3 separate regions of the Mus musculus genome follow, and regions 1 and 3 are each linked to region 2. A link is a loop called in an ENCODE intact Hi-C map of the cell type or tissue named here. Cell type or tissue: left cerebral cortex. All regions are shown on one strand. Each heading gives the region's core, and the rest is flanking DNA. Links, peaks and the distances in the headings are about the cores only. Region 1 overlaps Atp8a2 (ATPase, aminophospholipid transporter-like, class I, type 8A, member 2). Region 2 holds the start of Shisa2 (shisa family member 2). Region 3 overlaps Atp8a2 (ATPase, aminophospholipid transporter-like, class I, type 8A, member 2).

The links. Peaks named below come from ENCODE experiments on the same cell type or tissue, not always from the same donor. Only the 100,000 strongest peaks of a DNase experiment are listed, where the experiment ranks them.
Region 1: it touches region 2 in a loop (4-fold over the local background); 11 of 42 quality-filtered maps call a loop at or near these places.
Region 3: it touches region 2 in a loop (2.3-fold over the local background); 6 of 42 quality-filtered maps call a loop at or near these places.

Annotation. Positions count from the first base shown.
Region 1 is chr14:60,011,522-60,021,581 of GRCm38, reverse strand. It overlaps Atp8a2 (ATPase, aminophospholipid transporter-like, class I, type 8A, member 2), which reads left to right. Exons shown (of 36, transcript NM_015803.3): 15 at 748-823; 16 at 3,917-4,022; 17 at 4,711-4,793; 18 at 5,659-5,708; 19 at 9,134-9,203. Among named protein-coding and RNA genes, the nearest start is that of Atp8a2, 70 kb to the left of the region's middle. In left cerebral cortex, for the core only: a CTCF peak has its summit at 5,474 (motif pointing right); a DNase peak (open chromatin) is centred at 5,474.
Region 2 is chr14:59,620,672-59,630,731 of GRCm38, reverse strand. It overlaps Shisa2 (shisa family member 2), which reads right to left and starts at 5,451. Exons shown (of 2, transcript NM_145463.5): 1 at 4,332-5,451; 2 at 1-1,097. The coding sequence starts at 4,665. The coding sequence ends at 544. It also overlaps the pseudogene Gm18073. In left cerebral cortex, for the core only: CTCF peaks have their summits at 5,284 and 5,488; DNase peaks (open chromatin) are centred at 3,343, 4,508, 5,132, 5,377 and 2 more places; H3K4me3 peaks cover 1,454 bases.
Region 3 is chr14:59,715,432-59,725,491 of GRCm38, reverse strand. All of the region lies in intron 32 of Atp8a2 (ATPase, aminophospholipid transporter-like, class I, type 8A, member 2), which reads left to right. Among named protein-coding and RNA genes, the nearest start is that of Shisa2, 95 kb to the right of the region's middle. In left cerebral cortex, for the core only: no CTCF peak of the experiment used is centred there; DNase peaks (open chromatin) are centred at 3,296, 3,844 and 4,911.

The DNA.
Region 1 (10,060 bases), core at 2,919-7,918, 390 kb before region 2:
AAACATGCGTTGAGGGAGTGCTCTTGCAGGCTCATCATATGGGCTTGAAGTCTGTCCTGTCTACTGCTTTCTCTGTGTCTCACCTTGTGTTTCTTTCAAGTACCTCACATCCCTCACCTCACAGGTACCTTGTGCCCCTCACAGTACCTGACACAGCACAGGTACCTGGCATGCTTCACAGATATTTTGCGTCTTTCACATAGGCCATTCTTCTGCTTTCTAGTGTTCCATGGGGTTATCACCATGAGCTATTAGCTGTTGTTTTATCTGTTATACTAATCCATTCAGAAGTAAGACTGACATAGCTTGCTGGTGGAGGTGAAAGAGTGTGTGGGAAGCTCACACTCACTCCAGTCTGACAGCCCACAGCTGTAGATCCAGTATCCTTTCTTTTGTTTGCTGTCTTCACTGCGTGTGCTCCGGCCATGAGTGATGAGGGACAGGACAGTCCTTCCTCTGGGTTGCTTTTTGCCTGGTAGTTATTTTAGGACCAACTTACATGACACTCATAGTGTTGATACACTTGTGATTCTTACTCTTATAAATCTGTTGTTATTTATAAGAACTTGTAGCAGTTTGCTTATAGAAAGGGTTAGGGACTTAAGCTATTTTCATGCTTGATTCTAGATCCCTAAGCATTGATTGCAGGACTATGGGGGTTTTTAATTTGGGGTTCTTTTGGAGGGCGGATTCTCTCTAGGCAGGGACTTTTTACATTGGATGAATGGATTTTCTTCTTCCTTCCAGCCGGATGACTTCTTGTACCAATGACTCATGTGACTTCAATGATCCCAGGCTGTTAAAGAACATCGAGGATCAGCACGTGAGTGTGCCCCTCACCCCTAGGACAAAGAGCGACTAGTGGGTCACGGTTCATATGTGACATATGCTGGCTTGATCTTCTACAAGTCTTAGGTAGAGGACCACAGCTGCAGTGAGTTCAGGGGAGAAGCCATCTTGTCCTATCCAGACGACAGCATCTCACATACCCAGTGATGACCCGTGTGGGGCTGAGCACTCATAACCAGTATTTCTCAGCATTGTGGCCAGTGCGATTCTCTGCTCTTACTCGGACCAAGGTAGAGAGGCCAGATTGTGTCTTTGCCATAAATATCGATATTCAGAAGGCAGTTTGACAACATGGCCAGCCAACAAAACAACAATAGAAGGTTTTGCCCTAGGATCCATGTGCCTTCCTTCCGAGGGCTTGTCACTAGGCTTATAGTACCACACATGAACTTTCTGCTCAATTGATTATTACCTTTGGTCTTCTTTGAAATAAAGGGTTACCTTTTAGGCACAGAGAGGTCCCCTCTAGTCCTCCCACTTAGGGTTCTAAGGCCCTTCGCAGAAACTTGCTTAGCATCTCTTAGAGACCAGACACTGTGGGTGCAGGTCAGTGAAGGATGAGAGGAGATATGCGGAGTTACCAGCTAGTGTGAGCCTGCCATGCACCCTGCACCCCACCCCCACCCCCACGGCTCAGACACTTGTCTACATGCAGTATTCGGCCAGGTGACATGCACCTCACTTGGAACAGTGATATCAGTAAGAACCATGACCGTGACAGCTTAACCCTGGGGTCTCGATCCTGCCTGAACCAGCCATGGCGCCCCCAACAAGGCATTTGCTTGTAGATCAGAAAGAGGATGTGATGTTTGTGCCCTGACCTTGTCTTTGAACCTCAATTTCAGAGTGTTGTTTCTGTGGACAGGAGAACTGTGTCTAGTGGGAGGGAGGGGAGAAGGAACTAGGGTCTGTAGGTCGTTCTATGTCTTCTGGTTCTGCTGGCTTCTAGATCTCCCTCACCCAGCAATGACCCCTGAGCCTCAGACCAGGAGCTGTGTTGTACCACTGGAGCTGAGCACCACACAGTCACTTGCTCTCTGCATTTTGGTCAGGTGTAGTTTTCTCTAATAATGTGTCAAGTGTATTTACACATTTAAGAAAAAAAAACTATAACAACAATTAAAGAAAAAGGCCATGAATTTTAAAGAGAGCAGGGAGGGGGGTGTGACACAGGAGGGGTCAGAGAGAGGAAAGGGAGAGATGATGCAATTATATTTTAATAAAAAAAAACTAGTTTTTTAAAAAAGCAAGTGAGCAAGCCATGGGGAGCAAGCAAGTTAGCATCACCCCTCCATGGCCTCTGCTTCAGTTCCCACCTCCAGGGTCCCGCCTTGGTTTCCCTTAGTGATAGAATGTGACCTGAGGGCTGTTAGCTGAAATGAAGCCAAGTAGCCTTTGGTCATGATGTTTATTGTAGCACTAGAAAGCAAGCTAGGATGCGTGCCTTGGGAATCTTGGAAAAGGAACTGAAACTTAGGGAGCAAGGGCTTAGTTCCAGGTGGAGACTAAATTAAACCTAGTTACGCCAACATCCCAAATGACAAGACAAAGCTTACGCCTGAGTCTGCAAAGTAAACCACAGCAAACGTACAGAAAAAAGATTTATAAGAAGGAGCAGTAGACAGGAGTATCTTGCACATGGCCACTGAAAGGACAGCTCCTTTAGACTATTAATTTAATAGTGTCTATGCAAGCAAAGAAAAGATGAAGGTGGCAAGGGATGATACTAGACCAGAAGTGGCAGGCCATGGGGACCTGGAGTGTAGCTAAGGGTCTGAATTCTGTGTAAAAGGGAGTGGAGAGCTCTTCCTGGGTCCTAATTGAGGGTGCTGGGATCCAGGTCCATGTGCAGCTACTGTGGTACAATTCTTGGTTAGTGTGTGGGGAAGCACTGGGCTTGTGCCAAGCAAGTTAAGACAGAGAATAAAAATGGAGGTGGAATATAGGAAACAACTTTATTGGCTTAGTCCATCAACTACTAGGTTATAACTTAACTAGTTTGCTTCCAGCCTGATGGGTTAACTGGCCTCAGGTCCTGCAGGGGACCAAAGTTTAGGAGAGCAATCACAGTGCTGGTTGGCTCAGCAGGCCCACAGTATATGTGTTCAGCCTCCCAAACCTTGATGAACACACTGCCTGATGCACATTAGTTACCTGAGTGTGTTTGGGCAATAAATGAACAGTATGTAAGTCAGTTCTGGTTTTATAAGACTTAGAAGTCCTTGGTAAATGGGAAAGTGTACTGTATTCTAAGATTTCAGATAAAACCATAGGATTCTTTTTCTTAAGGATGAAAGGAAAAGTTTGATTAAACAGGGAATTTTAGGAGTGGATAATAGAGAGATTATACACTCAGAATACTAGATGGTGGCAGGCAGGACAGTGCTTCCTGATGGCACTGGGGACTATGTTCTGAGGCACAGGGCAATGGGCTCAGGGGAAGTGACTCAAATCATTACACAGGAGAGCTCGCTGAAAGCAGGCAGACTGCTGTGGGCATGAAGGGACACCGAGAAAGATATGACTCGTTTGAAGACCAGAGTGTCAGGAGGTGGGCTCCATGGAGGGCAAGTGTCTGGGCATGGAGCAGTATTCTCAGCCTGTGGGTTGTGACACCTTTGAGAGTTAAACAATACTTTCACAGGGGTCTCCTAAGGCCACTGGAAAACACAGACATTCATATTATGATTCATAATAGTATCAATTACAGTTATAAAGTCGCCATCAACATGATCTTATGATTGGGAGTCACTACCACCTGAGGAAAGGTTGGGATCCTCTGTCCAAGAGCCTGAGCTTCTGAACTCTGTCAAAGCAAATGGCAAACTCTTGCTGGGTTTCTTTTTCTTGCTTTGAGACAAGATCTTACCCTATTTTCCCTGGCTAGCCTGGAGCTCGTCTTGTAGACCAGGTTGGCCTTGGACTCATAGACATTCTCAAAGTGCTGGGATCAAAGCTGTATGCCGCTTTCCCTGGCCTCTCCCTGGATCTTAGAGCAGGTGATGGCTTGAATCCTCAACGCATTACAAGTCTGGGTGACTGGCTAACTGTGTCTTACTGCTTTTAGCCTACAGCCCCTTGCATACAAGAGTTCCTTACCCTGCTGGCTGTGTGTCACACCGTCGTCCCCGAGAAGGATGGAGATGAAATTATCTACCAAGCCTCGTCCCCAGGTGAGGGCTGTTGCTGAAAGTGCCTGGTTGCCTTTTTCCCCGGAGACCTGGGTGTGTTCAGTTATTCTTGGAAGATGCTATGGTGCACCTTGCCCCACAAGACCTGCGGTTTGCCTTTGACCTCTCTCCAGTTCATGAGCGTGGGTGTTAAAACCCAAGAGAGCTAGTACCAGGGTGTCCCAACTCTCATGGTACTCTGGTGGCAAGGAAGAGCCCAGGCTGTTTTGCACATCCTGGTACAAAATCTTGGGCTAGACAAAGCTCTCAAGTGAGAACCAGGCTGGCTGCTTGGCTGCCTCACCCACAACACCCCATGGGGGATCAGGGCAGTCGCCCTTCACCCCTTTCTTAGGGTCTGAATCAGTACTGCAACTGAAGCACGGCCTTGCTGACTGATCAAGGAGTCTTCCCTGAGCTGACCCCTCAGAGCATGGCTGGAGTGTAAACTACCGTGGTCCTGGTGACATAGCTTTGGGGTATTCTATCTCTCCAGTAGAACACTCACTTCAAAGCCCAGTGTCAGGAAGAGGGAGTGTGTCCATCTGTCCGTCCGTCTCAAGTCTTTGCTACTGTGCAGCTTAACACCAGGCCTAATCCATCATGATGGGTTTTAGTATGAACATGATATTTAGCAGAATCCGGTCATGACAAGGGGTGAACCTGTGTATTGCTGGCTTGTTGTTGGCAGATGAAGCTGCTTTGGTCAAAGGAGCTAAGAAGCTTGGCTTTGTGTTTACCGGGAGGACGCCGTACTCGGTCATCATCGAAGCGGTAAGGGGCCAGCACTTTGGAAGATGGTGTACATGAAATAGTGTGTTGATTGCAAATATGATGGCAAAATTTTGTATTTGTCTACAAGTGAAAACATAGGTTAGAAATACTTTGTGGAGATGCCGTGGTCTCACAGGAGGCGGCGGCATAAACATGGTGTTTGGGGCCGTGGGAATTTTAACTTTTAAAAAGGCTTCCTCACAATCTTTCACTCACTTCCATGAAATTACCGGTAGCAAGGAATATTGCCACTCTCCTCTCTCTGGTTTCCTAAAGCCGAGAAGTACCTTCTGCCTGTTTCTAAGGTAGGACCTGCACCTTGGTAGCATCATCAGTCTCGTGGTTGCATAGTAGGACCTCAGGCTACTGGGCATCCATTTCAGGCTATGATGCTAACTCACTGTGAAGTGTGTGGAAGTGCAGCTCAGACCCGGCTGGAGATGTTAGGTGACATCTATCTATCTATCTATCTATCTATCTATCTATCTATCTATCTATCTATCTATCTATCTATCTATTTAACAAAATTCATAGATCCCTACATTCATAAGCAGAACTGGCCCCAAGGTTTCAGATGGTTCTAAGCAGCTTGGACCTTTCATTTTCCACACTTGGAAGTGGCTACACAGCAGTATTTAGGAGCCTGTCACAGAGGGAAAATGAGAGCATTCTGCCAGAAGAGGGCGCTCTGACCCCACCAGACTGTGAGAGCACAGTGCAGACTTGTAAATGCCCATGTAGAGAACTAATGGAGTGTGCGTGTGTGTATCTGTGTGTCTGTGTGTATGTAATTAGGAGGGCTGATTGATTCGAAATTTTGATATTTTTGCACTTCAGGTAAGCCTTCTTTTATTCTGTTTTGTAGATGGGACAAGAACAGACATTCGGGATCCTCAATGTTCTAGAATTTTCTAGGTATGTTTCTCCTTCATCTACTTGACATGTAACATTTCATATATATTGAACTGCTTCAACTGCACATTTTACTGATTGTTTGTCACGATTTCTTTTTTTTTAGTTTTTTTTTATTATATATTTTTATTACATATTTTCCTCAATTACGTTTCCAATGCTATCCCAAAAGTCCCCCATACCCTTCCCCCCACTGCCCTACCCTCCCATTCCCACTTTTTGGCCCTGGCGTTCCCCTGTACTGGGGCATATAAAGTTTGCGTGTCCGATGGGCCTCTCTTTCCAGTGATAGCCGACTAGGCCATCTTTTGATACATATGCAGCTAGAGTCAAGAGCTCCAGGGTACTGGTTAGTTCATAATGTTGTACTTACAGGGTTGCAGATCTCTTTAGCTCCTTGGTTACTTTCTCTAGCTCCTCCATTGGGGGCCCTGTGATCCATCCAATAGCTGACTGTGAGCATCCACTTATGTGTTTGCTAGGCCCCGGCCTAGTCTCATAAGAGACAGCTATATCAGGGTCCTTTCAGCAAACGCTTGCTAGTGTATGCAATGGTATCATCATTTGGAGGCTAATTATGGGATGGATCCCTGGATATGGCAGTCTCTAGATGGTCCATCCTTTTGTCTCAGCTCCAAACTTTGTCTCTGTAACTCCTTCCATGGGTGATTGTTTCCAATTCTAAGAAGGGGCAAAGTGTCCACACTTTGGTCTTCGTTCTTCTTCAGTTTCATGTGTTTTACAAATTGTCTCTTATATCTCGGGTATACTAAGTTTCTGGGCTAATATCCACTTATCAGTGAGTACATATCATTTGAGTTCTTTTGTGATTGTGTTACCTCACTCAGGATGATGCCCTCCAGGTCCAACCATTTGCCTAGGAATTTCGTGAATTCATTCTTTTTAATAGCTGAGTAGTACTCCATAGTGTAAGTGTACCACATTTTTTGTATCCATTCCTCTGTTGAGGGGCACCTGGGTTCTTTCTATTTAGACATTAATCATGATAAGTGCCCCTTCCCACTGCCCCCATCTTAGAATTTAAGGGTTTCATTAAGGAGAGCTCAGTTGGCAACTCCATTTTCTTCTCACAGCAATGTTAACCCTCTCCAGCCTCCTTTGCCTTTAGCCTTCTAGCGCTGGGTGCTGGGTGTTCTTACATCGGCAGCTGCAGACATGTGCAAGGCTCAGAGAATGTGGCAAGGGCGTTGGCTTCATTGTCTCAGCTCAGGTTCTGTGAGGTCAGGTCTCCATCTCTGTCTGAGCAAGAAACTAATGTAGCCACTGAGCAGATGTGGTCAGTTTATTCTCTCAGGAGGCTTGGTCTCCAGGAGGCCACACTCCCAGGATTGTCCTGAAGCTGTCACACCCAGACATTTCTTCAAGACCTAGGAATATTTGTCAGATTCTCTGGCTTTCCCAGGGCTTTCATAGTTTATTCTGAGGAGTGAGTCTGAACATACCTCTCTCTCCTTGCACACTGGACGGTCAGTACGAGGGCAGAGGGGCAGCACTGGGGAGTGGCGTGAGCAGAGCTGCCTTCCGGTACTAGAGCAAAGTCCTGTTGTCTTTTGTCTTGAGACTACCTTTGCCTGATATCGAGCATAGATGCAGCTGGGCATGGTGGCTCAGGCATATAATGCCAGAAAACAATGCTGGAAAAACTGAGGTAGTGGAATCACCCCAAGTTCGAGACCAGCATGAGCTACATAGTGAGTCCCAGCACAGTCTCAGGAAAAAAAACAAAATACTTAGTGTTCTAGACATCTTTGTTAAATTGTTCACAAATGGCTTGAAAGGGGCAGTGTTTTTATATCATCACCGAGGGAATATTTTCCTGCCTGATGCTTACCCGAGAGCTGTGAGCTTGGTTCTGTGGGTGAGATAAGCCATAGGGTGGCTGCTGATGGTGGCAGTTCATGACGGCATGGTGACAGTGTGCCTGTGTGGAGCTTCTAGCGGTGTTTACAGCTCCTCAGACCTTTTGTCTCCTTTTCTTCATTCTCTTTCATATGTTGTATGTATGTAGCATGCATGTGTATGCTCTTCCATGCATGTGCATGTGGAAGCCAGAAGTAGAAACCTGTCACCTCCAGCTTAGTCCTTTGAGACAGATAGCCATCACAGTCTCTCACAGAGTCAAGAAATCACAGTTTAGATTGGATGGCCAGTGAAAAGCCATGACCTGCCTGTCCCCATTCTCCAGGTCTCAGGGTTATAGATACATGCCACTATGTCCTGCTTTTATGTGGATGCTGGTGATCCATCCTCCTCCGGTCCTCATGCTTTATACTATGAGCACTTTGTTCACCGAGCCATCTCTCCAGCCCCTAATGCATCTCCTGTTGGAAACTGCTGCCCTGTGCTGAATTAACTGTGGCCAGATGTTAACAGCCAGATAAGAAGGAAGCTGAAAGGGATGCGCTGAAAACAGGGCACTGTAGATGGAAACACAAGGGTCTAGTTTTTAAAGGGATGGGTGAGGAGGAGTGAGAAGAAACGCCAGTTTCGGTTACAGGTTCTGATTCTTTTTAATGGATGCATCATTTTGCTGATGCCATTGCCTTCTGTAAGATTTCCTTGGAGTAACTGTGGTCATCTGCTTTGGACATTAAGAAACAGAAACAGCTTAGGTGATATTGCTAAGGACACCCAACCTCTAGAAGCTGAGAGAGGATGAAGGCTCCACCCGGAGCATGCTGTGGGTCAGACTGGCTGCAGGTGGGGGATACATTGCAGTAGGAAGAAGTGTGGGCAAAGCAACAGAGCGAACTGCTGGGGAGGAGAATATAGGTCATGTGTGCTTGAGCAGTGTGGTCCATGAGAGGGTCCGTGGGAATTGGGTCAACACTGGGGGTGGGTTAGGAAAAGAGGATGGACCTCAGGCAGCAGAAGTCACTGATTCTCAGCATGTGGGCTTGACCCTGATAACAAGTGGGTAAGAAAGAGTCTGTGCAGCAGTGGGGGAGAGGGTGTGGCTGGTGCTGGATGGGACAGGTCTAGGAATTGGTAATCTTCTTCACTAATTAAAAGAAACTGTACAAGGACCTTTGAGGTGTGTTGGGTCTCCCACCTTGTTGTTTGCAAGGGATGGCTCTGGTTACCGGAATGGTTACTGAAAGGGTTGACTGATTCAGTGTGCAACAGCACATGGGCAAATGTTCCTTTTCTGGCCCACTTGCAAACAGCCATGCAATGAGTCCTTACGGTGGGACAAGGCATACAGGCATCTGTCCATTTGGTAGAGATGGGTAAACTCTACTGTTGAAGCTTTACTTTGAAGAAAAAGCGATTGAGAAATGGACCTTGACATTTCTAGGCTGCATATGTTTTGACTTGTTATTAGACCTGGTCCTATAAGGCAAACAATGATGACCTTCCCTTCTTGTTTCTTCTTGTCTTTCTTTTTCTCTTCTATACTATTACAGTGACAGGAAAAGAATGTCTGTCATTGTCCGACTGCCATCAGGACAACTTCGACTCTACTGCAAGGGAGCCGTAAGTATCAGAGGTGCGGGGGCTCAGCCGACCCCTTGGAGGCTGCTTTGCCAATGCATTGCTTTCCAAACTGCTACTCACATATCCCTCATGGTCTGCCCAGAGCTGAAAGACAGTCCTAGCAAGCCACTAGGAACACAGGTTCAAGGTGAATTAGATAAGAGTGGGCAGTGACACAGAGTGACAAAGAGTGAGCTTTGGACACAGAATCCTTGGTGTAGCGATCTGGTTTTGCCACCATTGTCTGGTGTCTGTAAAGGTGATGGCACCCTAGTGATCTGTGATCATCCGTCTGTCCTCTGTGTTGCTGGTTCCCCAGCGGCTATTCTTCCTATAGAGACAAAGGTCATATTCACAAGTAGACTTATATGGCCAGTGTCCTAAGCCTGGCTTTTTCTCCAATATCTCTAATAATAAGCAGACTCCAAAGGTGTTATTGCTAAGGAAAGCTATTGCTGCTTATGGGTTATACAGTTGTAAAATTGTATCCCATTGTGTGGTGGCTCTGTGGGATGAAGGGACTAATTCTCAAACTTAATTTGAGACTACGCCAGGAGTAAGGTACTGAACCTGGATCGGTTCTGGTGAGTGGCAGAGTTTTCTCATCTCCATCGTCATGGTTACCTTAAATTATGATTGGGGCTTTTTGATGATAAACATTGTATGTCGCTTTTAAAGGAATTCCATTTGGCCCAACAAAAAGAATTCTACTTTTATGATAAGGCAGCTTTAGGCCTTATCATAAAGGCCACCGAGGTCATAGTGTCACAGAGCGACCTTGTTTGTAGGCTCTGTTGGTGTGTTGTGTGTTGTAGCTGCAGCAGCTGGAAGAGGAAGGCTTTGGAAGCAGGAGAGTG
Region 2 (10,060 bases), core at 2,617-7,616:
ACATAATAGCCTCCCCTCCCCCAAAAGCATAAAAATAGACAGACTATATCTTTTACAATGAAATTAAGACATGCCTCTGATGATTGAGGCTCATGACTAGGGTCGGAGTTCAAGATCGCTTCTTTTCATAATAATTATATAATTTACATCTCCTTTCAGCCTTGAACACTGATTTTAAAAAAGCCCAGGTAAAGGGGCGGTAATGGGCATTCTCCTGTGCCCGCCGCTGAAACAGAAAGGAATAAAGACATCCTTCAACCCCTGACTCTGGCAGCCACACCTCAAGGGCACTTAAGGGGCTCAAGCTTTTGTCACACGCTTGAGGACACAGGTGGCAACTCCAGGGGCTGTGGCTTTCAATTTTGCATCTGGAGACACACACAGACACGCTGCTGTGGAGATGTCCCCTTATAGGTTAGAGGTGAATGACGTCATCCGGAAGCGCATCGGCGGGTACACCACCAACTTGAGCAGACTTGTGGTGCAAGAATCAGGCCCCATGTTGTTCAGTCTCGTAAAGGAGTCTAATCTGTGCCGTGCAGGCTATACAGTCACTGCAGGGAACATCTTCTGCTCACTGTTAGTGTGAGCAAAGGGGGGCTGCACTGGTCTGTAGCCAGGCTGCAGGCCATCCATGAACGGAGGCACTGGCGTCATGGGCACAGAGTCATGCTGTACGGCATAGCCTACATATGGAGTATGCAGGTACTGCCCTTGGTGGGGTACGATCTGGGTGGCCTGCTGACAGTTGAGTACTGAGAAATTTGTGGGCATGTTGACATACACATTGTTCATGGTTCCCTCGGGCAAGCAGCAATTGGTCTGTGATCTCGTCGGGGGAGCCCGGGCCCCCGAGTTCGCACTGGAACTGGAGCTGGCAGCGGTGCTGGACTGACGAGAGGATGAGCCCCTGGAAGTGCTGGCACTGGGAATCATGGGGATGGTCTCCATCAGGCGGTTGGCCCCTGGGGCTCTGCTCTGCTGGGGATCCTGCTTTGGACGTAGACATCGGCAACAGCATGCGGCAACGAGAGACCCGAGGATGATGAAGGCAACGAACACTGAGCCAACGATGAGGAACGGCACGTAGATGGGGACTGCAGAGAGAACACAGCATTAGGTTTCCCATCAGAATCCCTGGACACGGCGACCAGCAAAGGCCGGGCCAGCTCCGTCAGGCCAGAAGTGCCCAAGGTGCATCTTCCGTGCCCGAGTGCTTTGGAACGCTGCCAAGGCTCACAGGTATGGCAAGGCCCCTGGAAGCTAAACGTCATAATCCCACTTAGAGTCCCCTAATACAATACCAGAGGCTCATGTCCAAGCTGTCACAGTACAGGCTAGATCTAGGTGATCCTACAATAACTGAATGGCCTAAAGAAATGTAAGTCTTCCCTAGCAGGGCACCGGCTCTAAATATGAATGACTTTACACATTCCTTGGCTTCTTCTTGCCAGGATTTTAAACAAGTTTCTTTTCTTACAGGCAGAAAAAAAAAAAAAACCATAAAAAACAAATAACTTAGGTAAGACTCTGAACCTTTGTCATTTCCAAATAAGAAATAAGACGTGGAAGGGGAAAAACAATCAAAAGACAAACAATGGGCCAGGGTGACAGCTCAGCAGAAAAAGGCTCCTGCCACCAAGCATAATAATGAACGGAGTTCAATCTTCAGAACCCAGACGGAGGACAGAGAACATCTCCAAGTTGTCTTCTGACCTCCACAGACACGCCACAGCACACGCTGTGCACACACACACAAAATGGATAAAAGTTAAAAAAAATATATAGTAGTAAAAAAAGTGCACAGATCTAAAACAAACAAACAAACAAACATACAAAAAACAAAACAAAACAAAAAACCATGCTTAATAAAAGTGCATAACACAAAAGTTGTTACCAGAGGCTGAGGGTGAGTGGGGGAAAAGGAAGGCTGGCAAGAGCCGGTGGGTATTAAGTTATTCTGAAAAATAAAACCATAAAATAACAATAAAGGGTTGTGAGTAAAACTAGCAGAGTAATGAACTTCACTTTAAAGTTATTTTCTTTAAAACAAAAAAACAAAACAAAACAAAAAAAAAACCTTTCAGGAACTTTGCATGGTGTGACTCTCAGCTTTAACCTTTGGAAAGCCAGAAACAAGAAAATTGTCTTGGAGTTCAAGGCCAGTCTAGACTACATAGTGAGCTACTGGGCCAGCCTAGGCTATAAAGTGAGACTTTATATATTATATATAATTATATATTATCTTTTAAAAATAAATAACAGAATTGTTTAAATCATGGGAGCCATAGGCAAGGCAGGAACGCGGGGCAGCATGCTCAGGACCTAAGCAGACAGGAGGAGCCTGCAGGAAGCCTCTGGACCACTTCTGTGGAAGTCTCCCTACAGTCAAGAAACTGCTGCATTTTCTGGTGAGTTCCCAACTAGGTTTCTTTTTCAGCAGGTGTGGGAGTGGGTGTGAGGTGTGGGGAACTGACCTGGACAGAGTCCTCCCAGATGCTAAGGAACCATGTCACCACTGAGCCAAGCCCAGCCCTCCCTAAGGACTCCATCTGAACAGGGGTTCATGGGTCTCACCAGTCTTGGTGAGGCACAGTTGCCAGCATTTCCGATGGGGCAACACGGAGCCCAGACCTCAAAGGTCAGATCTGCGAATGGCTTTTGCAGACTCTATCCTGGGAGTAGGCGTCCCCATTCACATAGCACACAGAATCACAGAGAAATAAACTGCTGAGCAGAGCCACTTCTGTACTCAGGGTCCGTTCCGCAGACCAGAAGGCTTGCTGCCATCTGCAGCCCAGCTGGCTCCCACAGCTGTACCATTCTCATTACACCAGCACTGGAGGCCCCGTCCAAGCAGTGAGAGCCAAGCCCTTTCCTACACACAGTAAAAATATCTCATTCCCTAAATTAAGATACCAGCTCCCTCATGTTATAAATGGCAAACAAACAAACAAACAAACAAACAAAAACCCACAGAGAAGTTTTACCTCCAATATGATAGCAAAATCCAGCTGAAATCAGTCTCAGCCCACATAATGAGTTTGGGGGAGAAATAACTGTTCTCTTTCCAGGATTCTTAATTGGAAGTGTAAATAACTACACAGGGGTAAAGAATGCAGTGCTACCACAAGCCCCCGCAGGCTTAATTGGGCAATTCGTCCTTCATTGCAGAAGGGCTGTGAGAGAACCGGGAGACTTAAAGATTTAGGAGTGGAGTGAAGGGCAGCCATGGCCAGCATCCACAGTGTGAGAAGGCCGCTGCCTCCAGCCTTAGCCAACTCCATCCCGACTTTTAGAAGTTATTAACAAGCCCAATTGAACAGACACCTTATTGTAGCCATTTGGCTCTTTTCTCTAGGCTTTGTTCCCAGACCACACACTCCGCAAACTGAGCTGCAGTTCAGATGGTGCCTTCTCCAGAACGACCCTCAGTTCTCCTCCTTTCAGACTGAAGTCAGTGCAACAGCAGCAGGAAGAGCAAACTAAGAAAACGCTTAACTGCACTGCAAAGAGCTGCTGGGCTGGAGACTGCTCTATAAAGCAGAAACCACCTGTGCCAAAGCGCAGGCAGCTCCAAACCTATGTATGTGCCTGTAGCACTCATTCACACACACACACACACACACACACACACACACACACACACACACACACACGCACAGAGAGAGACTCAATTTGGCAGCCTCTCCTTAAGGAAATGCCATCTACTAAATTATTTGACAGGCTTACTTTCAAAATCTGGCTTTGTCTATTAAGAAATAGTCAAAAGTCTCAATGAGCAAAGTTGGGCTCCGTTCCAGTGGCACGTCTATCAAGTCAGCCTAAGGAGGCCAATCCAGATTCCCAGAGGCCTAGGTGGTCACAGGGAGCTGTGCACTGGCTCCTGCGGGAGAGAAGGGATCCCTGAGATGTGAAAAGGTGCGTCACCCACGGGAAGTCGTCTGCTGTCCCCCAGAACTGCCCTCCGTCTGAGGACCCTTGGAGGAGAACCCTGGACAAGCCTTCTCCAGAGGGGTGCACCCTTGTCATTTTCTTGACTATTCCCAAGATTAAGCCCAGTGGAAATGGGACGAAGGGAAAGGAAGGCACGGACCATGAACAGAAGCAACGTGTTTTTTCTCGAGGTTTTTTGCCCCACTTCATACAAAGTTAATGAGTAGGGGAAACAAAACAAAACAAAAACAAAAACAACCCCCAAACAAAAACAAAAAACTCAGGTTTCTGCTCCCCGGCCCTTTCCTAAAATCTCCAGGCTTCCTGGTCCTTCTTGCCCAGGCAAAGCAACCGCCCTCCCGCTCCCTCTTTGCACCTGGCTGCTGCTCGCCTACCTGCCGAGCTGTCTGGGCCTTCTCGGTCTGTCCGGCCAGGCTCCCCTACGCCCTGCTGGCGGTCGTTGTCGCAGCCGCCCTGGTCTAGGCGCGCCTCGGCGCTGGAGCAGCAGTAGCGCAGCGCGCAGCTGCCGCAGCAGATGGTGGCGTCGCCGCCGTCGAAGCGCTCGGGGCACTGGAAGCCGATGCGCCAGACGCCCTGCGCGTCCAGCCAGCCGTGGCAGTACTCGCCGCTGGCCCGCGCCCCCGCCGCCAGCAGCGCGGCCAGCAGCAGCTGCAGCAGCGACGCGCGGTGCCTGGAAGAGGTGGAAGGTGAGCAGCGTCCGCCCCACATGGCACTGCCCTGGGCACCGGTGATGTCTCTAGAGGTCACAGATCTCCCCCAAGAAGTTATGGTTCGGCGATCCCTGGGGCTTTCCGTGAGGAACACTCCCCTCTGAGGCGAAGCCCAGGCTGCAGAGCCAGGGTCTAAGTCATCCCTCCTTGCGAGTGACCACGTCCCTGCTAGGTTCGGCCTTCACAGGGGCATCACAGAAGAAACGTTTCTGAAAGCTTGGCTTGTGATCCGACCTTCTTTGGGCATCCTCGAGGGGACGCCTCGCTGCCGACCAGGAGCCAGGCCGCGGCTGGAGCGTTTCAGCATCAGAGTCCGGAGCTGGTGGCTGCTTTCCCCCTCTATTCACTTCCCCTGCGAGAAGCAGCGAAGGAGGCGGGCAGTGCGCGCAGTGCTCCCGGCGGCAAGTGCAGCAGCGGCCGGCTGCGCTCTGCCTCCGCCACTCTGTGCTCGGTCCTCATGGCTCCGGCCACCGCTCGGGACGCTGCGAGTGCCCGCACCTCCCCTGCAGTCCCGGAGCCCGCCCGGCTGGCGGCGGCCGCGCGGCTGCTGTTGGGCGCCGGGCCAGCGGGCTGCCCTCCCCGGCTCCTACTGCAGCCCGCGTCTGGTCTCCTTTCTCCCTGTCGCTGGTGCGCCCCCGGCAGTGCGCTCCGGTGGGAGCCGCCCACGGAAGTTTCAGTCCCTCGGGCTATGGGAGCAGAGGAGCGCGCGGACACCCCACGCTCGCCTGGCAAGGCTGCGAGCCAGCTCCGACTGCCCGGCTGCGCACCGCGCTCCTCACTTAAAGAGGGGCTGGAGGCTCCCCTGCGCGCATGCGTGCCGAGAGGGCTTTCCCTCCGCCAGGGGACACTCGTAGCCCTTCACTTTCCTTCACCAAAGGTGTGGCAGTGGCCAGGCAGCGGTGCGGGTGAACAGAACAGACAAGTGGGAAAACACGTTTTAAGTCAGCCACGCCTTGGAAGCCAGTTAAAACAAGGATAGCAGAAGTAAGTTTAGTGCGGATCTTCGACGTCCAACATTCCGAGTTACTCTGACAACTCTCCAAAGAATAATTCTTACTTTCCATGTTACAGAGGACTCAGTCATCACTCAGATAGACTTGTCTTGCTCAGCTTTCAACCTCCAGGCCCAGGACGAACACAAACCCTATCTGAGCTGTGGTGCCTGGCCTCCCGGTGCCATGGCACTGCACAGTAAAGAGGTCAGCAAGAAAGTCAATAGGGTCACTGACTAAATTAACTATATTATTTTATTAGTTTTCTTTTCCCCTCCCTAATTTGGTGTGGTGATTGTTGGCGTCCGGCAGAAAGGTGCCTCCGTGTGACACTTGACCTCCTTGGCTTAGACAGCTGCAGCCAGGAAGAAGGCAAGGGTTCAGACGCCAGACATTCTGAGAAGAAACGAATAGCTTCACTCTTGAAGCAGCTGAGCAGGTGCTGATGCTATTAAAGTAACGATGAGTATTTTTAAAGGACCTACTGCGTCTTTCTCAGCTGGAGTCATTCCATGTGAATGCTAAACCCAGCCCCTGAAGGAGGAACCATCACGTGTTTCCGGGCTGTTTCTTTGTGTATCTAATGGAGAACTGGCTGTAACAAGAATACAAGGCAATTTTGTCCATAGCAAAGACATTTTTGAGTTAAACCACTGTAGGGCTCTTAGTGCAACCCTTACCTAAAACATTGAGAATTAAGCCTTCCACTCATCCCAGAAAATATTCACAGAGAAAACTCTTCCTTCTGTGCCTGTGCCCAACAAAACACCTTATTCTTGTCATTTAAGGGACCCTTGCACGGAACCCCAGAGCGTGGCCTGGGAAGGAAATGCTTTACCACAGAGCTCCACTCCAGTCTTGAAAAGACATATTTTAAATGCGCCAAACATCAACCCCTATAAGCTAAGAAATGAACAAAACTCCAACATTGAAGAAGCATTCATTTCATAAGCACATTCCGAATCGAGTTCTGGGGATTCACCTTGGCTCCTCGAACCGTTTCCCTCAAGCAGGGTGGTCTCCAACCCACAAACTAACTAGGCCCAACCCTGATTAGCATCAGAGATCAGATGGGTGTGGTCACAAACTCAAGCAGACTAATGTTTCTGAATTAACAGAGCAGTTGGACTGGAACGGAATCAAGCAAGTAAAAATGATACAACGATCTATAAGCAGCGTTGTGCAGAGCCAATGCGTGTGTGAGCGGTGGGTATGTAGGTGTTTGTATGTGCATGTATGTCTACATATATGAGCATGCGTGTGGCGGCCAGAGGTTGACTGATGTCAGGCCTCTTTCTCAATTATTTTCCTTATTGAGACATGGTATCTCACTGAACCTGGAGTTTACCAAGTTAACTAGACTGGCAGGCTTATAAGTTTGCCTGTGTGTGCCCCCATCCCACCCCATGATAGGATACAGGCCAAAGCCACCACACTTAGCTTTTCTATAGGTGCTGGGGATTCGAACTCAGGTCCTCATGCTTGAATAACCCAGCCTTTACTGACTGATCCAGCTCTCTGACCCTTTACAGGGCCAGTTAAAACACACAGGGTGACATTAGGCTGAGAGGAAAGGAGAGAAAAATATCAAACACTAGTGTTTAGATTTAAGCCCTAAGAGGCCAAGGATTGATGGGTGGAATCATGTAATGGATGGTGACTATGGTTAGCTACCATTTTCTGAACACTTACTATATTCTTATTATATTCTAGGCAGCCATGTTCCTGTGGTGGCTGATATCCTGTACTGAGCATCTCTCAGCATATTTAATCTTCACAGCCACCCATAAGGAAGACATTACTTTGCTCATTTTATTGGTAGGGACAAATTTCCCAGCCCAGGTGGACAGAGGGTGTCAATTTTCCTGGAACCACTCACTTGTTGCCTGACCCCAAAGCCCATTTACCAATCCACTGGTCACCATTCCCAGTGTCAGTAGAAATTGATTTACCTGGTATTCTGGGGGTTAATACTTTTCTAAAATTTATTTTGTTTTTAATTATGTGTAGGCATGTTTGTCTGTGAGTGAGTATGTAACATGTGTGAATTTCAGAGGCCAGAAGAGGCCACAGGATCTACTGAAACTGAAATTACAGGCAGTTGTGAGCTGTTCCTTTGAATGCTGGGAAACTTACTTCAGTCTTCTGCAAGTGGGTTCCTACTTTAAGTATGTTTCTTAGTTGTTGTGTTTGATGCAAGGTATTTGTACTTAGTGCAGACAGCACTTGCTCCATACTCCCTTTCCTTTCCATTTATACGAGTCTCCAAAACACCCATGGTTTATCCAGGGTTTATAAAGAAATTGTTGACCATTTCACACTGAATCGGTCAGATGGTTTGGTAGTACTGTGGTTTAAGGACACGTTCTTGTTTCTTTCCCAAATAGTCAATGATTAGTCTATGAGGATCCTTTGAGAAGTCACATCTCGAGCAGGAACTTAAGTTGTTTTGAGAGTATGGGGCTCTTGAACAAACGTGAGGTGTGGAGCATCAAATTTACTCTGACCAAGATTCCCAAAGCCTTCTGGGGGCTGCTGTTGAACGAGAAGGACCTATGGAGTCTCTCCGAAGGCAAAGTTCTGCTGAGGCAACTTGTTCACACTGGGTTCTGGGTGAGGGCAAGAGGAAGCCACGATGAAGCTGGACTACAGTTTGGGACTTCTTCAGATTGAGGAATTATTTCTTGGAGAGGTGGCTGCAGACCCAGGTCCTTAAGTTGGTCCCGGGCGAATCTGTTCACCATGCCTGTGTGCTCATGCACCACTGTCATATCAGGGTCAGAAAGTAAGTGGTGAACATTGCATTCCTCTTGGTTGGTCTGGACTCCCAGAAGTACTGACTTCTCTCTCCGTTGTCTTTAATGGTGATGGCTACCTGGGAAGTGGGAAGAAGGAGAACACCAAAAAAGGCCAGGGTGGTGCTTGAGCTGGGGATGAAGAGGAAGAGGATTAAATGAACACTTCCCTGTACGGGCTGTCTTTTCCAGATGACTAATAAAGCAAAATTAACATGAAAGAGAGGGGGAGAGGGAGGGAGGGAGGGAGGGAGGGAGGGAGGGAGGGAGGGAGGAAGGAAGGAAGGAAGGAAGGAAGGAAGGAAGGAAGGAAAGGAGGAAGGAAGGAAGGAAGGAAGGAAGGAAGGAAGGAAGGAAGGAAGGAAGGAAGGTTATATATGTTCCTGAGCCCATACTCTCAAGAGAGACAGAGACAGAGAGAAGAAAGAAAGGGAACTTCTGACATTTCACTAGTACCTGTTGAAGACCATACACCTAAACAAATGGACGACTGCAGATGGGCTGTACCTCCGTGAGCTCACTTGCCTAGCAAGTACAAGATCTGGGGTTGATCACCAGTACTGTAAAGCTAATGAATTAATTATGACTAGTCTTAGCTTCGCGACCCGGAGTTGATATAAATCATACAGAGGTAATCACATTTCAGGTGCTGGCAGTCAGAAAAGCTGCAAGCTCCACCATGCTTTTCTGTGAGAGACCAGAAGTTTCTTTCTGGCCACACACCCGGCAGTAGTCTGCTAACGAGTAGTTTCACGTTGGGTCATGTTCCCCACCTTTTTTAGAGAACAGGAGCAGTATTGCAAATTTCACATTTGTTCCACTAAATATTCTTTTATGCTTAAGTATTTGTGTTATCCAATATGAATTCAAATTAAACAATTATGTTAATTTACATTTTAAAAAATTTTCTCCTTCTCCTCCTCCTCATTATTATTTTTACTACTTTAACTCTATATCTTGCTCCACTGTTTTATCTAACCCCCATTGGATGTTTACTGTTTCATAATTTCTCTTTGGAAATATTGGGTTAGAAGGCATCCAAGACTTTTGTTTTTGTACAAGAAGGAAAGATCAGCAAGTATGCAAAAATGATTGCAACGGGGTTGGGAAGATTGCTCAGTGGGTAGAGCAGTTGTTATGCAAGCATGACGGCCAGAACTTAGCTCCTTAAAACCCACTGCTGCACCAGACTGTAACCCCAGCAGCTCCACTGGCTACTCACAATCCCAGAGCTTGGGAGACAAACCACAGGATTTTCAAGCTATGTGTGTAAGGAGAGACCCTATCTCAATATATAAAGTAGAATGTGATCAAAGAGAACATCCAATATCAACTTCAGGCCTAAACACACACACATGCATATAAAGATTTGCAAATCATATATAATGAGTCTAGCACCCATAACATAAACATTCAACAACTCAAGAACAAAAAGAAAAATAACTCAATTTACAAAAGATTTGAACAGCTCCCTTACCAATTAAGGACCAATCATATGGAAGGATGTTCATTTTTTTTGTCACTAGTCATTAGTTGCCGTAATCAAACCTCATTAATCCTAGAACGGAACTAGTGTTGATAAAAGGAAGAAAAATAGTGCTTGTAA
Region 3 (10,060 bases), core at 2,542-7,541, 95 kb before region 2:
GCGTCTCTCAAGAGTGAACTGTGGAATTGGGAGCTGTGATGTTTCAGGGCCTCTAATTCCTGCTAGATATAAAATTTACATTTGGTTAATTGCATTATATCTTATATACATGCATACACACACACACTCAAGAAACACAATTATCCTTCAGTGTCTGTAGGGCATACCCTGGAGATTACTTACAACATCTAATATGGTGTAAAGATCCTACATGTCATTCTTATGCCCTATAGATCATCATATGCCATATAAGTTATGACAGAAAAAAATTGGTATGCATTCAGTACAGAGAAAACTGATTAAGTAATATTGTTCATTCATAGTCAGCTGAATCTATGGACAAAGAACACATGAACAGAGGGGCAGCTATAAGTCTAATGTCATTCATTTGTGTGTGTGTGTGTGTGTTTGTGTGTGTGTGTGTGTGAATAACATATATTCTCATATATGTATATATGTTTATGAGACATAGAGAAAGGGCAGAAATACCTCCAAGTGTATTCATAAAGGTGGGCACTTCATGACGCTGTGCCCTTAGGACATCTTGATCCTTGATGATGGCCTTTGAGTGAGCCTAAGGGCTCAGAGCTTTGGCCCTGATGACAGCAGTCCTAAAGTAGCATCCCCACACTTAGTGTGTTCTCAGCAAGGCTCTCTCCCTGCTCCTGTTCACAGCTCTTTAGAATAGAGGCTAGTTATAAAATGTTATCTGGTTATCAGGACAATAGCCCTTATTATGATCCTCTTTCTTTAAAATCTGCCTTTGAAAATGTCTTTAGGGACTGGGGTTATGGCTCAGTTGGTGAAATGCCTGTTGCACGAGCATGAGGTTCTGAGTTCAGATGCCAGATACTTACACACAAGCTGGACATAATGGCGCATCCCCTGTAACCTTAGGGCAGGCAGAGGTGGAGACAGACAGATCCTCAGACAATGTTGGCCAGCCAGAGTGGCTGAGTCAGTGAGCTCTCAATTTAGTGGTCTCAAACTAGACGGTGAAAAGTGAAAGCCATTGAGGAAGACACCCAGGGTCAGCCACTGGCTTCCGTACCTGTGGGTACCTATGTGCGCACACACCTTAACATATGCACAGCCACACAACACACCTGTGTGTGCACAGGCACAAAATATCCTCAAGCATAATTAAGTTAATATCTGTTGACTGTGCAGTGTTAGGATATGTATAATCACCTGGCAAATTAGAACTCATAGCATAGACTCAGCTATAATAGTCACTAGCATTGATATAAATAATGTATTAGAAAATTTTATGCTGGTGAGATCTTTAAAAAGCACAATGGCATCTATCATATTATATATTCTATATTGTAAAAATTACCCTCAAACCGTCAGCCATTTAGGATTACTGTGATTCATATCATAGTGTGCCCCCTCCTTTTGAATCTTATTTGGACCACAGTACCTAAAACATCTGAAGAATTGGGCTTGGCGGTATATGCTCTTAAGTGCTGAGAGCTGTACCCTGGAGGACAGGAAGATGTTCCTGAGTCCTGATTCTGCAGGAACTTCGAGTTCCAGGTGGGGCCTTGGGGATTCTGGCTCTCCCATCTGACTCCAATCCCAAGAGATGCGTGGTTGCTCCCACAGGAGTTCTGTCCTTGCTTAGCCACCTCTTACCTCTCGGGCCAGCCTTGCATCTGACTGTGGCTCTCACTGCTCTGAGCATCACCTCGCTTCCATCCAAGTGCCCAGGCAGATTTTTACAACAGCTCCAGGTCAGATCTTCCAGATGTCTCTGCCATTTTATTTTGATTTGAACCCACACTTCTGTCTCAGTATAACTTCCCCTGGGAGCCTTTCTTTCTTCCAGCTTACCCTTCTGCTCTGTAGTATGCTCTGTGATGCTTCCCAAGGCCAGACTTCCCCACTGGCTCAGCTTTCCTGCTCTCGTGGTTCCTCCTGATGGCTGTGCTGATGCTGATCTTCTGAGCTAAAAGAAAATTTACATCACTCTGTTACCCAAGACTTCTCAGTATGGATGACACAGGTCCTAGGCCAGGCATGTGTGACAAGAGTCCCCATGTTCCCTTGCACACCTCCTCATCTTGCATGTTCTGTCACCCACAGTGAAAGGCTCCACTGTCTACCAGCTTACAAAGCCAAGAAGAAAGCCAACAACCAGCCAACAACCAGTCAGCCAGCTCTCCCTGCCTGGCACTCCGTCAGCCTCGCATGAGCTCTCCAGTGAGGCTCTAAGTCTGCATTGCAGCTTGCAACTTTGCTCAGCACTCCTGAGCTCCCAGACCCTTAAGGAGGTAGAGACAGGAAGATCCAAAATTTAAGGCTATCCTCAGCTACAAAATGAGTTTAAAGCCAGCATGAGATACACGAGTCTCAGTCTCAAAAAATAAATAAACGATTAGAACAAGTAGCTGCATGGGTGTTGGATAGAGCGGGAAGATCCTAGCATTCTAGTTGCCTGTAACTTCATAGAAAACAAGGTGGTGAAGACACCCACGCTGTCACCCCATCGTAAAGGTTCTCCCTGCTTTCACATTCTACCAGCAGACCTGTCATCCCAACCCTTAGAGCTTTCTGTTGTTTTGCAGTGCTGGGAGGAAAGCTAGGCTTTCACACGTGCCAGGTGAGTGGTCTGCATCCTAGCTGCAGCACCACGCACCTGAAAAGGAGTGCGAGTCTCAACCTTCCTAAAGCTGTGACCCTTTAATACAGTTCCTCGTGTTGTGGTCACCCCGGACCCACAAAATTATTCTCATTGCTACTTCATAACTGTAATTTTTCTACTGCTATAAATCATAGTGTAAACATCTGTGTTCTCTGGTGGTCTTAGGCGACCCCTGTTAAAAGGTTGTTCAACTCCCTCCTTCTCCCCCACCCCCACCAAGGAGGTCATGAACCACAGGTTGAGAACTGCTGGACTAGGCCAAGAGTGTAGCTTAGTGTTAGAACACTTGCCTACCTTGTAGGAGGTTCTGGGTTCAAGCCCCAGCATCACCAGTAAGAATATGAGTTTTTATTCTAAAATAACATTCAGAATTTGGATCATCTTAACCCCATTGGAGTCTCAAACTGACATTTGGGATGTCTTTAGAGGAACAGGTGTGGCCTGTCTTGTGGTACCTTTGTCCCAGGAGTGCCCCATGTCTGATGACAAGATGAGGAGATCTTTATATCCCGGAGTTTCAGTGAACCATAAACAGAAGGAAATACATTGACAATGATCACTTCATGGAATTGCAACTATTCACAAAGATGACAGAAAGGGACATCTGTTTCCAGTCAGTGGGCAGGGCAGTTGGCTTCCTGTAGCAGCTGCCTGTTCCTTGCATGGAAGGCCACCAAGTGCTCAGGGTTATAAATAGGCGGTTATTAGAGCTCCTTCAGAAAGCATTAGGCAGAAGGGTTGGCAACTTTCTGTTCCTTTTTTGGCTCACTCTTAGAAGACCAGGGCTAATATGCCTGCATGTGTCCGCATACCTCACACAGGGTGTTGAGGGTGTGGGTCCCATCGAGGGGAATCTTGGTGGGCCACACACACACACACACACACACACACACACATTTGCTACTCTTCTGTTCGTATCTAAGAACACCATTAATCAGCCTTTTCCCAACTATATGGGCACATATTCAAGCCCTGCAGCCCCTTGGCACAAACTGTGCCCGGGCCATGACTGTGAGGACACCCTGGGAAAATGTTTCTCTGATGGCGATCACACTCTAATTCTGGGATGTGTGGATCCAGATTCCAAGGTGGATCCTCCCTGTTGTTGTCTCAAAGTGGTAAGAACCATGAGACTGTACAGAGGCTGACAGGGACCATACTCACTTCAGAGAACAAAAAGAATGATCCAGAGACTCACATCTTCCTGGGACTATGGTGGAAAGTGGCACCCAGCCCTGCTCACACTGGGGAAGCTTTGGTGAGTCTCCAGTTCAGCTGAACCATGACAGTAAAGTTTTCCCATAAAGCAGATGTCCCAGCAGAGCCCTGCCAAGAGCCGCTGCGATGTGCATGCCAGTTTGGGGAGTCTTTCTAAAATAGTCCCTTATTAAAGTCTTGTATTTCACTTTCAGTGAACATTTATTGTTTTCCTACTGCAAGCCAGCACTGTACCCGTACAGGGAATGGGGGTGAGCTGGTCTTTGGGCAAAGGGTCAGCCTAGGGGGTTCAAAAGCATGAACTGCACAGCTCACAAAACCGTTTTCCACCTCTTAGCTATTGTAATTTAAGAAATAAGGCTCATTCCTTATGGGTGCTATCCAGCTAACACTTCTTTTCACAAATTACAGACTAAAATCTCAATGATCAAATCTAGATTTCGTCATACCATCAGTTTCTGTCATAGCCTGGGCTAACTCAACTTTAAGCCTATCAAAATAACAGACGTGGAAGTCCTGTGCAGGCATCTTGTTAAGGAAGCTGCCTTTTCCAAGTTCTCGGGAGCATCTAATGATGGGCCCTGACCTTCATCTTTCAGGTGACATAGGGTTGAATGGTTTAAATATTTTCTTCCTTTCTTTACCTAGCACTGTGGTTCGGGTCACAACCCCCTTAGGGGTCAAACAATCCTTTAGCAGGGGTCATATATCAGATATCCTGCATATAGATACTTCCATTACAATTCATAATAGTAGCAACATTATAGTCTTGAAGTAGCAATGAAATAACGCGATGGTTGGGAGTCACCCCAACATGAGAAAGTGTCTTAACGGCTCACAACATTAGGAAGGTTGAGAACCACTGGTATAACATCTGTAAGGTTGTTCTCTGCCTCCATAAGATGTTACCAGAGAGTTCTAGGATACTTACAGTGTCTGGCTTTTTAAAGGGTAGACCTTTCAATTACTGGAGAATAATTCTCTTCCAAGTAGCTGGCGTGGATGAAGGAAACAAGCACACACCAGCCAGCTGCCTTTCCACCTACTTCCTTCTGTCTTTGTACAAACAAGATGGGCTCGCAATGTCTTACAAAGTCTGCCCCATAAAACAGCCCGTATTTCCAGCAGCGTTTTGCTGGGTCCTTTCCATTCAAAGCAAAACTACTCAAGGCTTGATTTAAAAAAAAAAAAAGCAATTAAATTATAAAGAATGCACTCAAATAAATATCTGGATTCATTTCCTAGGCTTATAGAAAGTGCCACAGACAGGGTCGCTTTAACAACAGAAATGGTTGTCTCTGGCTTGGAGGCTATAAGTCTGAGAACACAGGCCTGGCAGAGCTGGTTGCCTTTGCAGGCTAAGAGAGCCAATGTATGCGGGACCTCTCTCCCTGTTTCTGGTAGTTTGCTGCCAATCTCTTGGTATTCCTTGGCTTATAGAAGAGTTACTCTGTGTGTCTGTCTTTGTCTAAATGCCCCCTTTTTCTAGAGACACCAGTCATTTTGAATCAGGGACCACCACTGTAAGGACCTGATTTTAACTTAATTAATCAGCTATGCAGTGGTTTATCTCTGAAGAAAGTCATAAGCAGAGTCACTGAGACATTGGGGTGCCAGTGGTTGAGCTTTTATTTGTTCTGTTGTTGTTGCTTTGAGCTTTTGGTTGGTTGCTTGGTTAGTTGGGTTTTGTCTCCACCCTCTTTAAGAAGTTCTTTGTTTGCTCTGATGTTGGTGGTCAAGCCCAGGGCTTCACACATGCCAGATAAGCACCCTCCCAGTGGGCTGACTCCCAGTCCAGCATTTACACTGAAAGAGACACAACCATCCGGGAATAAGACCTCTTCTGGCTCCTTACCCATGTGTTTGGAGTTTCCACAGCATGTAGTCCTCTCTAAACACCCACTGGAAAACAGGCTGCATACTTCCTTCCTCCTTTGCACCCCTCCTCCTTCTTTTCCCTCCCTTCCTAAGGGACGCTCAGCTCCTGTTTCTGTGTCTCTGGGAGACACAAAGTCTTTGAAATGCTATTCTTGGCTACTAATAGTTTAGGTAAGGAAATGAACCGTGGAATGGGTTTCTCTTCTGTAAGGCATTGGCTGAGCAAGGTTTGGGAAATAATGGTGACATCCTTGGCCAGTGCCCTCAAAGTGCTAGTGAACAGAATGGACCCAGAGTCCGGTCTATTCTGTGCAATGGTGGAAGTGTGTACGTGGATAGAGGTTAAAGATATGAAGCCTGGATTTCCATGTAAATATTAGAGACTGAGGCGACTTTGGGAGCAGAGATGAAGAAGAGTGACATTTGCCCCTCAGAAAGATCTTGGAAGGGGCTAGGGAGGGAGATAGCAAGTGTTCCAGAGCCGGTCCTAAAACAAACAAACAAACAACAAAAACTAGAATCGTGGTTCATCCCACCACTGAAGAGGTGGGCTCACAAAACAGTAAGTGGCAACAGAGGAAAAGTTGACCTGTGGTCTACACACACACACACACACACACACACACACACACACACGGAGGGGGAGGGGAGAGGGAGAGAGGGGAGAGGGAGAGAAGAGAAGAGGAGAGAAGAGAGAGGGGGAAAGGGGGAGAGGGGGGAGAGAAGAGAAGAAAGAAGAGAAGAGAAGAGAAGAGAAGAGAAGAGAAGAGAAGAGAAGAGAAGAGAAGAGAAGGAGGAAGAGGAAGAGGAAGAGGAAGAGGAAGAGGAAGAGGAAGAGGAAGAGGAAGAGGAAGAGAAGAGAGAGAAGGGAGAGGGGAGAGGGCAATGAGTGGGGAGAGGGAAGAGAGAGATATTCTTTGAGGAAAGTATGAGATTATATTATCTAAAGGGTAGACCTGCACCTCATTGGGAAAGCAGCATACTTCAAGACCCAGAGAGATGAGATTAATGTAGGAACTGTCCTGGGGCAAGAGTGCTTAGGAGACACAGGAGAGAGGCCTGGGAGCAGGAGACCAGGATGAATGTTAGCTGTGGCCAAGGTGAAGACAATCCTGTACTTAAGTATTAAAATGTAGATGCATTAGTTGATGTGTTTCCAAGTGAAAAAGTTTGTGCTTGGAAAACTGTGAGTTGAAGGCTTCAGATTGAAGTCCTCAATTAGAGAAGGGGACCGTTCTAAAATTGAGTCATATATCTTAAATGTCATCTGAGCGCATCATTTTTATGTTGAAAACTATCTATCTGCACCTTGAAAGTATGAGATGATCCAGGGTCCCCATCAGGATATGAAGACCTTCAGGATTCAACTAATCTTAGGCCCTTCTTCTGTATGTCTCCATGTTAATTTCCTGAACACCCAAGCTCCAGCTCTGGGCCTTTGCCCATGTGTAGAACAAAGTTTCTGTTGTTGTTCCTTAAGATGCTTTGATCTTCCTGTCACCTTATCAAGACCTAGTTACGCATTAGACTTTCCAGATTGCTCCCCACCTCTCCCAACTACCCAGGCACCCACTTTGGGGCTCTCCTGGAATTTAGGTTTCAATAATGTCTTTCTAGTAGATATGACACTCTGGAGGCAGGAACTGTGTCTCCTGTCTAGACCAGCTTGTCTCCTGCCTGCAGTACTATATCTGGCATGTAACAGGTAGTCAGTTACTGTTTTGCTAAATGAATGAATGAGAAATTAACAATATATGGGTGGGAGGGGGTCCTGTCCCAGAAATAAAGTTTGGAAGAGAAATGAATAATTGTGACCAGTCACAAACAAGTTACACTGTAATGACCTCATTTTAACTTAATTAATCAGATATGCAATAGTTTGTTTCTGAAGAAAGTCATAAGCAGGGTCACTGCCATGAGAGAACACATATAGTTTGAGCATAATTGGTGCTCAGAAATGTGAGAAGAACAGTGTTGTGGGAATGACTGGACAGTCGTTGCTCAGTCAGTTGATGCCTGAGGGCTGTGGGAGACCCAAGCAACTGCTGACAAAACCCTTCCCTCAGCCTTCTCTCTCCCTTCTTCCTCTCCCTGCTGCTGACTTCTATGCTCTTCTCCTGCTATCCACGGGCTATTTTCCCTTCCCAGTCGCTCATGTGCTTGATTTGGGTATGGGTAAGAGCCCAGTACTGCTGTCACCACCACCGAAGGCTGGGACTATTGTATCACCTCAGCACACTGGTAAACAGTGAGAGAGTGCATTCTTAGCACATGGGAGGCCCAAGTTTACACCACAGCACTACGGGAAAAGTCTGTATTGACCAGGCACCCCCTAATCCAAAGATCTAAAACTGTTTATGGAAGTCTTTGTTTTTGGACCATTTATAAATTTAAATATTTGAATTACAGATGTTCTGAAAGATCAATTCTAAAATATGAACAAAATCTTAAATATTTCTTTCTGGATAAAGGATGCTAAATTCTGTATTTTGTCTCTTTCCTTGAACAAGTTGTTGACACCCTCATTTTGGTAATGACTTTTCATATTTGGTCTCATCAAAGGGTAAAATTAAGGGCTAGGGCGATGGTTCGATGGTTGCTGTGCAAGTGGGAGTCGGGGACTGGCATTCAGATCTCCATAGCCACAAGCCAAGAAGGCATGGAGGCCTGTCTGGGAGGTCAGCATTCAGGGCATCTGTAAGGCAAGCTGGCTATCTGACAAGCTGAATCAGTAAGCCCAGGGCTCAGCAATGACCCTGCCTCAGAAAATACAGTGGAGGATGACAGAAGACAGCCCTCCATTGTCAACCATTGATCTCTGCATGTACACAGTCATAAACGTGTGCTCACACAGGTGTAAAACTACATACACACAGATGCAGTGTGCATGCACAGACACACACACACACAGAAACACAACCCCCCCCACACACACACACCAAGAGTGACTTTGAACAATTCTGAATAATTTTCAAATCCAGAGTAGCCTGATAGCTATCTACATTAGCATCCCATTCTGAACTATTTATTTATTTATTTATTTATTTATTTATTTATTTATTTATTGTCACAATGTCATATCTCCTCCAGTCTTGGAGCCACTGTTGAACTGTTTGAAAATCCAGAGTAGCCTGATAGCTATCTACATTAGCATCCCATTCTGAACTATTTATTTATTTATTTATTTATTTATTTATTTATTGTCACAATGTCATATCTCCTCCAGTCTTGGAGCCACTGTTGAACTAGCCAAGTTTGAAAAGGAAGTGTGTTGTAGCGAGCGTTGAGATTTAAAAGTGTGAATATTCATAAGGTCTTATCTAAGCTGCTCACTGGTTACTCAGTCTTCACATTATGTTAAAGATATGTAAATCCTCAGAGGTCCGTGGGATATCCAGGCCACATAACTCTGAACCTTTCAAACAGAATTGGCCCTTTGAATTTTCAGTAGATGTGTGCTGGCTCTCCTCAAACAACAGCCTTGCTCTTTCTTGGCTGCCTCCCTTCCTAAGGCTGTGGTGAGGGAGGAGCCTGAGTCAAACTGATCTGGCTTCATCTCCAAAGCAGGGCTGGCTTTTCCCCGGTGTTTATACCATCTATCTTCTTTTGCTTCAAACATTTGACACTGACGGAGACAGCTTTGAAAGCGGAACACCCACACTCGATATGGCTGCATTCATTTTTCTTATGTTTTGGCTTCAATTACAGCACTTTTAATATTCATGAGGTTTGAAAAAATAAACATCCCAGACTATTTCCTCTGGATGGAAATGTGATGGTTTCAAGCCCCAGAGAAAACAGTGAGTCCTCTAGCCCAAACTTTCCCCAGTGGCTCCGCGCTGGTAGGAGGGGGCCTCCTTGACACCTTCTGGAGGCCTGTGACCGGGACCATGGCTGCGGTAGGGGAGGAAGGAGGCCCATAGTGTGCATGTTTAAAGCTTCCCGTTGGAACAGTAGATAAAGGAATCTTTTCAACCGTTTCAGAAGTAACCCCTTTCCATCACTGAAAAGCACGGAAAAATCATTTATTAGCTTTTGTTGTACGATCCCAGATGGCCTTTTTCCTCAGCTCTCTCTTCCTCCTTGGCATCGGCACTGTGCCCTCTCAGAGGTGATATCATCCGGCCTGAGCTATTTCAAGGAATATATACGTTTTAAGGTAAATTTTTATTGCTTAAGTACATTTGTGTACGTATCTGTGTGAGTATGTGACATATGTGTGCAGGTGACTGGGGAAGTCGGAGGCATCAGATGCCCTGGAGGGAGTTACAGGTTGGAGTTAAAGGCAGCTGTGAGAAGCCTGACTTGGCTCTAGGA